3 separate regions of the Homo sapiens genome follow, and regions 2 and 3 are each linked to region 1. Evidence: chromatin contacts called from ENCODE Hi-C or POLR2A ChIA-PET data. All regions are on one chromosome and are shown on one strand. The core of a region is the stretch at or near the end of the contact, and the rest is flanking DNA. Distances in the headings are between cores, read along the strand shown.

What was found. A loop is a pair of places that touch in the nucleus more often than their neighbours do. ChIA-PET counts read pairs that join two places held with the same protein, here RNA polymerase II (POLR2A). Pooled maps may share reads with other maps.
Region 2: a pooled map shows a loop between it and region 1 (5-fold over the local background). The contact joins the promoter of KCNJ8 here to the promoter of LDHB in region 1. A Hi-C loop is called at or near these places in 4 of 50 pooled maps. POLR2A ChIA-PET finds 5 or more read pairs at or near these places in 5 of 52 experiments (Caco-2, HEK293T, OCI-LY7 and 1 more).
Region 3: a loop to region 1 is called in a pooled map, with 2.7 times the contacts of the local background. The contact joins the enhancer-like site here to the promoter of LDHB in region 1. A Hi-C loop is called at or near these places in 5 of 50 pooled maps. POLR2A ChIA-PET finds 5 or more read pairs at or near these places in 9 of 52 experiments (A549, MCF 10A, PC-3 and 5 more).

What each region holds. Positions count from the first base shown.
Region 1 is chr12:21,656,166-21,660,044 of GRCh38, reverse strand. LDHB (lactate dehydrogenase B) reads left to right here and starts at 2,203. Exons shown (of 8, transcript NM_002300.8): 1 at 2,203-2,294. RefSeq lists enhancers at 1,722-1,901, 1,776-2,304, 2,282-2,531, 2,562-2,651.
Region 2 is chr12:21,772,511-21,776,389 of GRCh38, reverse strand. KCNJ8 (potassium inwardly rectifying channel subfamily J member 8) reads left to right here and starts at 1,684. Exons shown (of 3, transcript NM_004982.4): 1 at 1,684-1,844; 2 at 2,704-3,147. The coding sequence starts at 2,774. All of the region lies in intron 2 of KCNJ8-AS1 (KCNJ8 antisense RNA 1), which reads right to left. RefSeq lists silencers at 1,270-1,487, 2,801-3,095 and enhancers at 1,330-2,327, 2,328-3,326.
Region 3 is chr12:21,549,983-21,553,861 of GRCh38, reverse strand. All of the region lies in intron 11 of GYS2 (glycogen synthase 2), which reads left to right. Among named protein-coding and RNA genes, the nearest start is that of SPX, 26 kb to the right of the region's middle. Within about 2 kb of position 1,818, at least 2 of the 41 ENCODE cell types and tissues checked have a DNase peak (open chromatin) inside an H3K27ac peak, as active enhancers do.

The DNA of each region.
Region 1 (3,879 bases), core at 954-3,453:
TCTGTCTTGATCACTGAAACAGTGCCTGTCACAGAGGAAGTCCTCAATATTTTTTGAAAGAAAAATATTCTCCTTTTGACAAATATTGTTTTGACAATTTTGGACATTAACATTCAATTTTATAACTACGTTTCTGGGAATTATTTGTCCTTATCTCTAAATTAATTGGTTTAGCCATCATTGCCTGTATTTTTATGCCATAATTCCCCCCTTTCTTGGATTCCTAATTTTGCTTATTTTTCAATATGTTGGCATATAGTTTCCCAATGATTTTTTTCAAAATAGAATGGTATGGGGCATATATTTTCTGGATCATTGTATATATAAAATTGTGTTTTACACATAAAAGATAACTTGCCAGGGTATACAATTCTCAACTATTTGAGAGGGGTAGTATGCTCTCCTGGCATTTAGAGTTACATACTAGAGCATTCACTTTGTTCAATCAGATTAGAACACCTTGTGGCGAGGAATGGAAATGAGGGTAGAGGAGGGAAATAGATACCTCTTTTCATTTTTTCCTACCTCATCTCCAAAGTTACACAGTAATGGGGATGGCAAGAAGAGGAATAAGTGGAAAGATATTTAGAAGTAAAGTCTAAATATCTGACTTGCAAAGTAAGTGAAAAAGAAATCTAGGGTACCTTCTAGATAACTTGCTAGGCTGACTTGGCTATTCTTGCTTCAAACTTGGATTTAGGGTTAATGTAATACTTTTGAGATTATCCTCCAAGCTCTTTTCCTCACCATCACATTTTAATTTGTAATTGGACTGTATCTTCAGTCAAAGTCCCCACTAGCTGAATGATTTATGCTAGGAGAGTTTGAGGCTTATGAATTCTTCTCAACAAACCCTTCTCTTAGTGATTCTTTACTCTGAATTTTTATTGTACTTTAACCAAATTTCTATTGCCACTTATTGTAATTGAAATAGGTTGCCTACTTGTCTGTCTCCAATGGACTAGGAACACCTCAAAGGGCATAATCTTATATTTATGTTTTTTACCAATGCTTGGCACTGAGAATAAACTGAAGCAATAATTATAGAATTAGTGGTCATATACAAGAAATATGCATTTACAAAAAAAAACACTTCACATACAGGAAGTTTGTGAGATGGCTATATTTGAAAGCATTTTAATTATAAGAAAACAGAACTGAAGCCAGACTCTTCAGAATTCCTCCAATTTATCATTCATTCATTTATTCATCAATGCTATATTTAGGTACCAAGCACTGGCTGAGTGTTGAAGACAGAATGAATGACAACATCCAGCTTTGGAGTCGATTAGGGACTAAAAAAGAAAGTGCATCTCACTTAGTGGTCCCACATTTCCCCTAGAGGGCAAAGCCTGACCTTGAGACCAGGTGGAATTGTAGGGGAACTTCAGATGGCAGGGACAAAGCCTCATTGGTCTTGTCAGGCAACGAGTAAGCAATCATTGCGTGTTTGTTGAAACAGGTTGAAAAAAATAGTCATTTTCATCAAATGAACTTTAAAACGGAGATGATCTAAATTCAGATGTATTTTTTTAAGTCCTTTAAAGTTTAACTGAAATGCAACATAGAAATTTATTTCTGGCCGGGCGCGGTGGCTCAGGCCTGTAATCCCAGCACTTTGGGAGGCCGAGGCGGGCGGATCACGAGGTCAGGAGATCGAGACCATCCTGGCTAACACGGTGAAACCCCCCTCTCTACTAAAAATACAAAAAATTAGCCGGGCGAGGTGGCGGGCGCCTGTAGTCCCAGCTACTCGGGAGGCTGAGGCAGGAGAATGTCGTGAGCCCGGGAGGCGGAGCTTGCAGTGAGCCGAGATCGCGCCACTGCACTCCAGCCTGGGCGACAGAGTGAGACTCCGTCTCAAAATAAAAAAAAGAAGGAAAGAAATTTATTTCTATTTGTACTAAATCTAATAGAACAAGAGCGTTAAAGTCCAGAAGAGTCGGGGATGGGCAAGTTTTATAAATAACTTGGCCTCCGCATTGAAGAGCCTGCGAGATGTGAGACCAGCTGAGAGCGGAAGCCTCTGGAAGGAGACCTCCTCATCTGGAGGGTGGGGGAGGGAGTGTGCATACTTGAGCCCTTGTCCTTGAAGGGGATTGAGCGAGCCGAGGGGAGGGGTAGGCGGTACTCGGATTTCCAATCACAATGGAGAAACCTAAGAGGCTGCGGTGGTTGTGGGGCCCCGCCCCCTCCTCCCTCCTTGCAGAGCCGGCGCCGGAGGAGACGCACGCAGCTGACTTTGTCTTCTCCGCACGACTGTTACAGAGGTCTCCAGAGCCTTCTCTCTCCTGGTAGGTTTCGGCTCAGGACCCTGAATCCTGGCCCACAGGCAAGCCTGATGGGACGTGCGGGGTAGTACTTGTATGGGGAGACGCGGGAAGGAGGAAGAAGCACATCTGTCCTCCGCGGCCTTTAGCTCTGAGCATCCGGCCGCGGGCCCTGACTTTGCCGCTCAGTTTGGGGCGCAGGGGGGGCCGTGCCCTGGCGGAGGAGCAGAAGGCAGAGGGTAGCAGCTGCGGCTCAGCGGAGAGACTTGTTGCATTTGCAGCTAAAACCAGGCCCTACTTGTCCTTGGTGGGTTCATGGCGGCCACATCACCCCCACGGCCTGCTGGCGGGAGTCGGGACACGTGCCCGAGTAGCTGGGGGAGGGGGACGGAACCAGGTGGCCTATGAAGGCTGGACGATCTTTACCTCGAATATTTGAATATATTGCCACGGTAATAGAGAAATGCCCTTGCACTCGCTGGGATGAGGAGAAAGGCACCTAGATGACCAGCACGTTTGGCGCTGCACTTATTTTTACCCGGCTCTGACGGTCTTTCCAGGAGCCATGCGCCAGTTCTTTCCTGCAGGGCCTCTTTTCTGGATGCTTAGGGGCTTCGTTTACTTTACCAGCCTTGGGTGCTCCGAGTAAGGAAGTCCTAGACTTGTCCCCACAGACCTTACTCGGGGAGATCTCTAGCTTCTGCATGCCCTCGTGATCTGCTGTTCTTTGCTGCCGGTGCCCTGAGGAAAAGATGGTTTGTGCGCACCGCGAGCAGTACAAGCTGCAGTAAGGGCCTGGGGAATGGGGGGAGGGGAGGAATTCAAAAGCAAAACCTGAATTTTTAAAAGATTACGGTGAGAAAGATTCTGCAAAGAAGATCTTTGTTCCTGAAATTAAGGCGCTCCTTTATTTCTAATGATTTATATCCACAGCAGTGAGGAGACATAAGGGACCAAGACTCAGAGATTTTTACCGTTTGTCGTTCTTGTTCCTTACAGCCTGCACTCTGATGTTGGCACAGGCCTGTATATCATGCAGACCATTTTCTTCTCATTTCTTAAAACTCTTTTTAAGGAAAAATTGAAGAAAAGCACTTTCTCCAGAAATATCTGAAAGAAAATCTGGTTCGAGCCTTTAAATTGTACTTCCTGAAGTTTTCTAAATTAAAAGGTCTATCAGAACAACGAATCTGTATTTATATAGCCACTGTTTCTTCATTTTCATTTTCCACTGCTTCCTGGGCCCCCTGTATACCAAAACGGTCGTAAACAGACCATCTAACAACAATAAACTTAAGTGCAGAACAACTATTCATGTGTGTCGTCCTTCAAAAAGAGATGCAGCATTCTTTCTTCTGAGCCTGTTTAAAATGCAGGCCATGTCTGAATTTATTTCATTTTAAGGTCATCTATTTGTGGAGGCACTTGCACAACATTGCATCTTCTCTCTTTAACGTCCACTAGGAAACTGTAAATGTGATCTGTAAAGGCGAAAGAATCTCCTTTTAATTTATCCTTACAGATGGGAGGAAATATTTTTTGGAAAAAAAACTATAAGATAAAATAGTTGTTACACAGTTGTCTCCAAATTCAGATGCTTTATTCCAAC
Region 2 (3,879 bases), core at 435-2,934, 120 kb before region 1:
TGGGCTGTCTTTTCTCTGCTTTTCTGTATACCCTAAATATATCTAGGCTTACAAAGCCTAGATCAGATGCCAAATAATCCATGGATTTTTCCTTAGTCTCCTACTCTTAAATATCTCTCATTTGAATTCCCATGACATTTTAAAATTTCCTTTCCTATTCTAATCACATCCCTGCTTGTATTAGAGAATATCTCTCTTACTACAACTGTCTGCCTCTTAAAAGCAACAACTATGACATATATTTATATATCTCTAGACACATAAACCTAAAAAAAGCTTACAAAGGTGTTCAGTAAATGTTCCCCAGGCTAAAATAATGAATAATAATGTGTACAAAGTCAAAGGTAAAATAGAACAATGGCGGGAATTGACTATACAAACTGATTCTTCATAGACTTGTAAAACTATTATACTACATAAATTACTGCAAAAATTAATGACAGTAGAAAGGAGGACTACCACTAACAAACTAGGATCCTGGGCTTACAGGGGTTAAGGAGATCTAACCACAAGGAGAAAAAAAAAGTTCTTAATTTGCCTTCATTAAAGACTAATTTTAGGTCTTTGGCTAATTAAATGAATACATTGTTTATGCTCCATACACTTTCGGCTCGAGTCTTGGAAAATACGTGGAACTTCCAAGAATTAAAGTTTCCATTAACGCAAGTGCCAAAATCAGGAGGCTTGACCTGTGGGAAAAAGCACATTTGTCTTCGCTGGCTCCTTTTCAAAAAGCTATAGATGTTTATTGTATAACCTTTTTTGTGCGCAAATGCTGTTTTATCATTCAGACCCATCTAGACAGAGGAAGAAGCTGCAACATTTCAGAAAGCAACCAATTACTGAGGACCGAATGACCTGGCCTTATCAGCGCTGAAGTGTTAACGGCCGTCCCTGTTTGGGGTAAAATTTCTTCATTGGGAGCCAGTCAGTGGTTTCTTTTTTTCTTTCTTTTCCTTAAGGGGCCGGGGGTGGTGGGGGGCAGTCGCTGTTTTGAGGTGTGTGTGTGTTTAATTCCCTGAGAACTGGCTTTGGCTGGTGAAGAAATACTTTACTATAGTGGGTTTCAGAACATCTTCCACCTGTATCTCTCCTAGCAGGTGGAAATTTAATGTAAATAATTGTGTGTGCCCACAGCTTGAACGCTTTGGAAGAATATTTTCTGACCTCTCTGCTTTTATTCAGTCCGAAGTAGCCCAGTTATCATGAAGTAGCCCAGTTATCTACCTAGATTACAAAATAAAATTAAAATTAAATCTCCTTACGTCAGTGAACTTGGAGTCAGAAAGTTCTCTCCCCTGAGCAGAGAGCCTTTTAAAGACTTGTGTGTCACGCTGGCGGCAGGGGGTCGCGGCTACTGGAAAGGAGCTGGCTCTGCAGGTCCCGCCCTCCCCCGGGTCGTCCCTCCCTCTGGCCTGCTCCCTACCTCCCGGGGACTTGCGCTCGCCCCCTCCCCGCCCGCCCCCTACTCCGCGACAACGTCGGCTTCCGAGGTCTGGCGTGCGTCAAAGCCCTAACTGGGAGGCTGATTTGTGGAGCATCGCCCCCCCGCCCCCGCCCCCCCAGTCCCTCCTCCTTCCACTGAAGTGGCCAAGGGAGTTGAGCTGAGCAGGGGGAGGGGAAGATCTACACCCATCCCCCTTCCTCTAGCCCTCCCTGCGTTTAGATTCAGTTGCACCTTTTATTATTTTAACTCTTCTCCTTAGGACACGCAGCCCCCAATTTGTCCCTCCGGCCTGGGCGGCCCCTGGTCCCGCGCGCCAGCATGGGAGAGCGAGGGACCTGCCCGCGGCCCGCCGGCGTGTGCAAGGAGGTCCAGCCGCCGCGCCCGCTACCCGGAGTCTGTAAGTTTCAAAGCTGCTCCGGGGGAGCGGAGGGGGGAGGCTGTCCGTGTTCCCGTAAATGATTTAAAATGCAAAACACCGCAGAGGCTTGCAGTGATGGATGGACTTTTCGGGGCACACTCCCTACTGCAACCCGCAGGCTGTTGTCTTGGGTTTTTTCCCCCCCGCACCTTGTATATTTGATTCCTTCGTTGTAAAAAAAAAAAAAAAAAAAAGTTTTCAATTTATAATATTATGATTTCCACAGGAACCTTTTTAACTCTTTTTAGATGCAACTCATACTTCTTTCGCATTTAAAATAATTCTTATAACTTATAAATTCTATAGCACACCACTTATTATAATTTTGTCAGATTACACGTTATTTAGACTGCGCAAGGAGTCATGGCCTTTGCTTACTTCTAAAAATAACGGAGGAAGAATTTTCTCTCTTTACTTTTAATATTGCTACATCATCTAAGTACTTTAATAAGTAGATCGTGCACCCAACTGGTCTTAATCTTCATGACTGACGCCACGTGCTGTAGCCTTGCACTAATTTACAGACGCGGTTAATCGCAGAGAATTATCTTTGAGCCTGCTGTTTACCGGAAGGCTCCTGGTTTTGTTTAACTAAGGCTATGTCCATATGTACTCAGAATAAGAAAAATTGAAACAGTTCTTTTTATTAAAACCAAGTAATTTTTCTGAGATCCCAGAACTCAAGCACAAGCTAGATTCATGTTTGGGTTAGTAAAAATCACATTTTTGGTTTTGCATGTCACCTCGCACATGTACAGACATATCCTTGAATACAAGGACCCAAGAGGTGAGGATAGGGTGGGTTTTTAAGTTTTTAATAAATGTTTCCCTCGTGCAGGAGGACGGGTGTCCAGGGACGGAGAGGCAGGTGAGAGGGAGGTGGCTAAGCTGGCTATGGTGACAGGACGATGTTGGCCAGAAAGAGTATCATCCCGGAGGAGTATGTGCTGGCGCGCATCGCCGCAGAGAACCTGCGCAAGCCGCGCATCCGAGACCGCCTCCCCAAAGCCCGCTTCATCGCCAAGAGCGGGGCCTGCAACCTGGCGCATAAGAACATCCGTGAGCAAGGACGCTTTCTACAGGACATCTTCACCACCTTGGTGGACCTGAAATGGCGCCACACGCTGGTCATCTTTACCATGTCCTTCCTCTGCAGCTGGCTGCTCTTCGCTATCATGTGGTGGCTGGTGGCCTTTGCCCATGGGGACATCTATGCTTACATGGAGAAAAGTGGAATGGAGAAAAGTGGTTTGGAGTCCACTGTGTGTGTGACTAATGTCAGGTAAGAATGTAGTGGGATGAGGCAGGGGTTGAAAACAGTAGAGAAAAAATGTCAAAATGCCCTTTCTCTTATCATTCTGTTATTTAATTGAAAGTGAAATAAAGGGTTTGTTTTAGAATCTTCAGAAACAAAAAAGCACAATAAAGAACAACACCTAACACAGTAAGTATTTTTTAAATGCAGCTTTATGGAGAAGAGTCTCTGAAAACCTGAGCTTCAGTCCTTTGGACTAGCCTTGAAAATGTTATACCAGTTATCAAAAAAAAATTGTAATTCAAAGGATTACACAGAGTGCTTTACTCCAAAAGCGCACACATTGAGTTCAGTATGAAAAAGCTGTTGTCCATAGTTTCAGTGCCCACAGGTAAATATCTCTGATCAACAAAAAATATTGTGCTAGTGGACATTTTTCTTGACTCTTCTAACCCATGACATTTTCAGAAATAATAAGAAAAAAATGGGAAGGCCCTAGGGGGAGAGTGTCCTAGATTAAAAATCTACTAAAAAATGAAATAAATATCATCCCTTCTTTATCGAGATTATCATAACATAGCTGATTGCTTGCACTGGATTCAGAAATTAAAAGTTATGCTAAGATTCAGAACTAGAAATTGCTAATTTTTAATGACAATTAGTCCAAAATTTTATGGAAGGGGTTATATAGAAGCAATTTAATTTTGTACTCTTCTTTCAAAGTTTAAATAGAATAGGGACAAGATAGTTCTTAGATTA
Region 3 (3,879 bases), core at 569-3,068, 110 kb after region 1:
CTATTTTACAGTGCTTCATTTCTTAATACAAAAGAAGCCTATTTTATGTGTGTGTGTGTGTGTGTTATATGTGTGTATAAATTGGTTTACTGTTAACTTATTTTAAATATATTAGTGTTAATGTTACTACATACCACTTTTTCCTGTATTCAGCAACCTTTCCATTCTGTTTTACCTTTATATGTACCTCCCACTTACCAGAATAGTTTCAGATTGGCAGACAGATAGGTGTCTGATTCTATGAGCAATTGAATATGGATTCCTATTAATAGGGATAGGGATTCCCCAAACAAAAATTGCCCATTAAAGGCACCTGTTGGGCAGAAATGACTTCACACTGGTACCAGTTTCTGCCAGTCCTGTAAGTTAGGAGCAGCTGCTGCAATAGATCCAGAGGGAAGGCAATTGGTGCTGTCAGTCAAGATTCCTGGGGCTAAGATCTCTAGAAGTAAAGCTGAGCTATATTTCCAGGGTTGGCAGATCTATAAAGAAGGCAGCAGACTAAGTCCATGAAGACTGTATTTAAATCCCTGACACTTATCAATTTTGTAAATTCACTTAATCTCTCTGCACTTCAGTCTTCTCATCTGTGAATGGTCATAAAATAACCCCACACTCATAGAACTGTAAGGATTAAATTAGACATAGGCCAAGCGCAGTGGCTCCTGTCTGTAATCCCAGTTACTCAGAAGACTGAGGCGGGGGGATCACTTGAGGCCAGGAGTTTGAGGATGCAATGACCTATGAATGTGCCACTGCACTCTAGCCTGAGCGACAGAGTGGGACCCCATCTCAAAAAGAATTCATAAATAGGTGCTGCATTTAACAGCTTGGCACATAGTAAATACATAATAAGTATTAGCTTCTTTTAGTTCTTAGCCCAGAATCTGACACATGATGGGAACTCATTATTTTTAGGAGAGATGTGAATAGGGTTTGGTGAGAGGTGAAGAAAGCGGATTTATCTTCTCCTGCAGGATTTGGTAAGACGTTTTATAAAAGAGATGACGTGTTAGCTAGATCTTGATTAATGATCTGGAATTTGTCATGCAAATAACAGGAAAGGGGACTCACCAGGCAGAGAAAAAAAGTAGAGGAGAAGGCACAGAGATATCAAAGCACATGACTTTCATAGGGTGAGTGGAGATGAAAGTTTGTCTCATAATTTATGTCTACACAGTTAAAATGAATATTTTGAGATGCTCATTTATTATCATAAGGCAGCCACAGACACACACACAAAATAAATGTACAGCACCTTCCTGACATTTGCTACATACTCAAAGCACTGAGAGAAACTCCCATCAATGCAGAATTAGGTATTATATTTTATTAACAATTCTTCAAAAATTTGGCAATAACTTAGGCCTGTGCTGATTTAAGTGCCTATTTAATCACCTGCTTAAAGAACTGTGTAGAATGGTTCTAAACTCTCAGAGTGCATTGATAAGTTTTTGATATGAATGTCATATTTGATTCAGCAAACATTGCAGATCATTTTGAATTTGAATTTATTTATCATTTTGCCTTAGCTACGTAGTGTGGTGAGGAAAGCCCAGGCTGAAGATTTCATGTCTCAGCTCTGGGCTGCCACGGTGTAAAAATAAACTAACTTCCTGAGACCTTACTTCTGTCCTGGAATAAATAAAGAGTCAGACAAGCCTTTGTCTCTGTTTCTTGTTTTGTTTTTCCTACTGATCTAGGTAGGGTCTGCTGTGAGCCAGGAGCTTTCCTGGGCGATTTTTGTACAGGATCTCATTTAATCCTCTTTATAACCTTCAGCTGACCTCTAATATCCCTTCCTCATCCCTGGGCTTCTGCAATTGGCTGGTTTAGAGCCAGAGCAGCTGTTTTCTTATTTTAGTTATGCTGTCATTCTGTTTGGCTGGGAGCAAAACAAATGAACCATGGTGTTTTCATGTTCCAAAATGGGCTTTGGAGAGGGCAACTTTTCCTAAGCTTGGAAACGCTAAAGTAGACACAATGCTTTTCAAATCCCCCTTTCTTGTTCTTTGCCAAGAGAGTACAACGGGTTGCCAGTTTGATGATTGCCCAGATACAGTATCTGTGTCTTTTGTCTTTTTTTGTAGTGAGCTACTTTGCACATAATAGGAACTCAAATCATGTTCTATGAATGAAAATATTGTATTCACTTTTACTTTGCCATTTTTTAATTTCTGTGATTGAATTCTTAAGTACTGGGGTTTGCATATCATTTTATTCTTAAGTTTAACTTATCTCTTACTTATGGATCTGCTGAGATATAATTAATGTTTGTAATGTCCTTGAGGATCCAAGGGGTAAATCTCTCCAATAAAACAAAGACTTCAGACTTTTTTTTTTACTTTAATCCTTGGCATATGATAAGATTATAAAGTGATAAAATCAATTTAAAATTGATAATTCAACAGCCCTCTTTATGTCTTATCTTCTTTACCAATTGCACAAGGTCACTAAGATTAAATGAGGTAATATGTATATTTATAGTATATAAAATGTTATACAATATAATGATAATTGTTACATACCCAAGTTAGGGTTTTTCTTCAAAGTAATCTCTTCTGAAGAATGCATACTTATTATTTCGTGAATAAACATGAAAAGTGTCTATTCTCACTCATAGGTGGGAATTGAACAATGAGATCATATGGACACAGGAAGGGGAACATCACACTCTGGGGACTGTTGTGGGGTGGGGGGAGGGGGGAGGGATAGCATTGGGAGATATACCTAATGCTAGATAACGAGTTAGTGGGTGCAGCACACCAGCATGGCACATGTATACGTATGTAACTAACCTGCACAATGTGCACATGTACCCTAAAACTTAAAGTATAATAAAAAAAAATTAAAAAAAAAAGAAAAGTGTAGAGTGCTTGTGTAAAAATAGTTTGTCTTCTTTCTCTCTTTCTCTGTTTTTGAAATGGAGTCTCGCTCTGTCGCCCAGGCTGGAGTGCAGTGGCACGATCTCCGTTCACTGCAACCTCTGCCTCCCAGGTTCAAGGCGATTCTCCTGCTCCAACCTCCTGAGTAGCTGGGACTACAGGTGCATGCCACCACACCCAGCTGATTTTTGTATTTTTAGTGGAGATGGGGTTTCATCATGTTGGCCAGGCTGGTCTCGAACTCCTGACCTCAGGTGATCTACCTGCCTCAGCCTCCCAAAGTGCTGGGATTACAGCAGTGAGCCACGGTACCCGGCCTGTCTCCTTTTTCTTTGTCTTTCCTTTTCCTTCCAGAACAATTCAGTTCTAAAGCCATTTGGTGGGCAACATAAGGTAGGTATCTGCACTAGAACAGGGAGGGTGCTGTGGAAGTCCAGAGAAAGGCATCAGAGTCCAAGCAGTTTGAGAAATGTCTACACAAAGAGGAGCAGCCTAAAGCAGTGTCAGAGCCAGAATGGAGAGAGGAGGGCATCCGTGCATGTGAGGGAGTGTATGGAGAAAGATTAGTTACACAGAAGAAGATTGACCCAATATGTAGCAAATTAAAGGTAGTAAAAACCAGGGGTGTGTGTGTGTGTGTGTGTGTGTGTGTGTGTGTGTGTTCTTTCTGTCTACTCAGAGCACTTGGGGGAAGTAATAGGCCAATGACAATGAGCACACCTAGTAGCCACGTCTTGATTGCTAAATGCCATTTGCTACTAAAGGGAACCAGGGCTGCCTTTAGAATTGGCTGATTTTAGAACTGTGACAGGTAAAGTACAAGTTGAGCCTGGAACTTCTTGTGTCAAAAATCAAAGAAATGCTCAAGGAACAATGAAGTTTTGTTAAATATATACAGAAACAAACTTGAAGGAGCTCCCACTGGCCAAATCATGGACAATTTGAGTGTCAAAATAAATAAAGATAGTAAGGAATTAGGATGCATTGAATGACA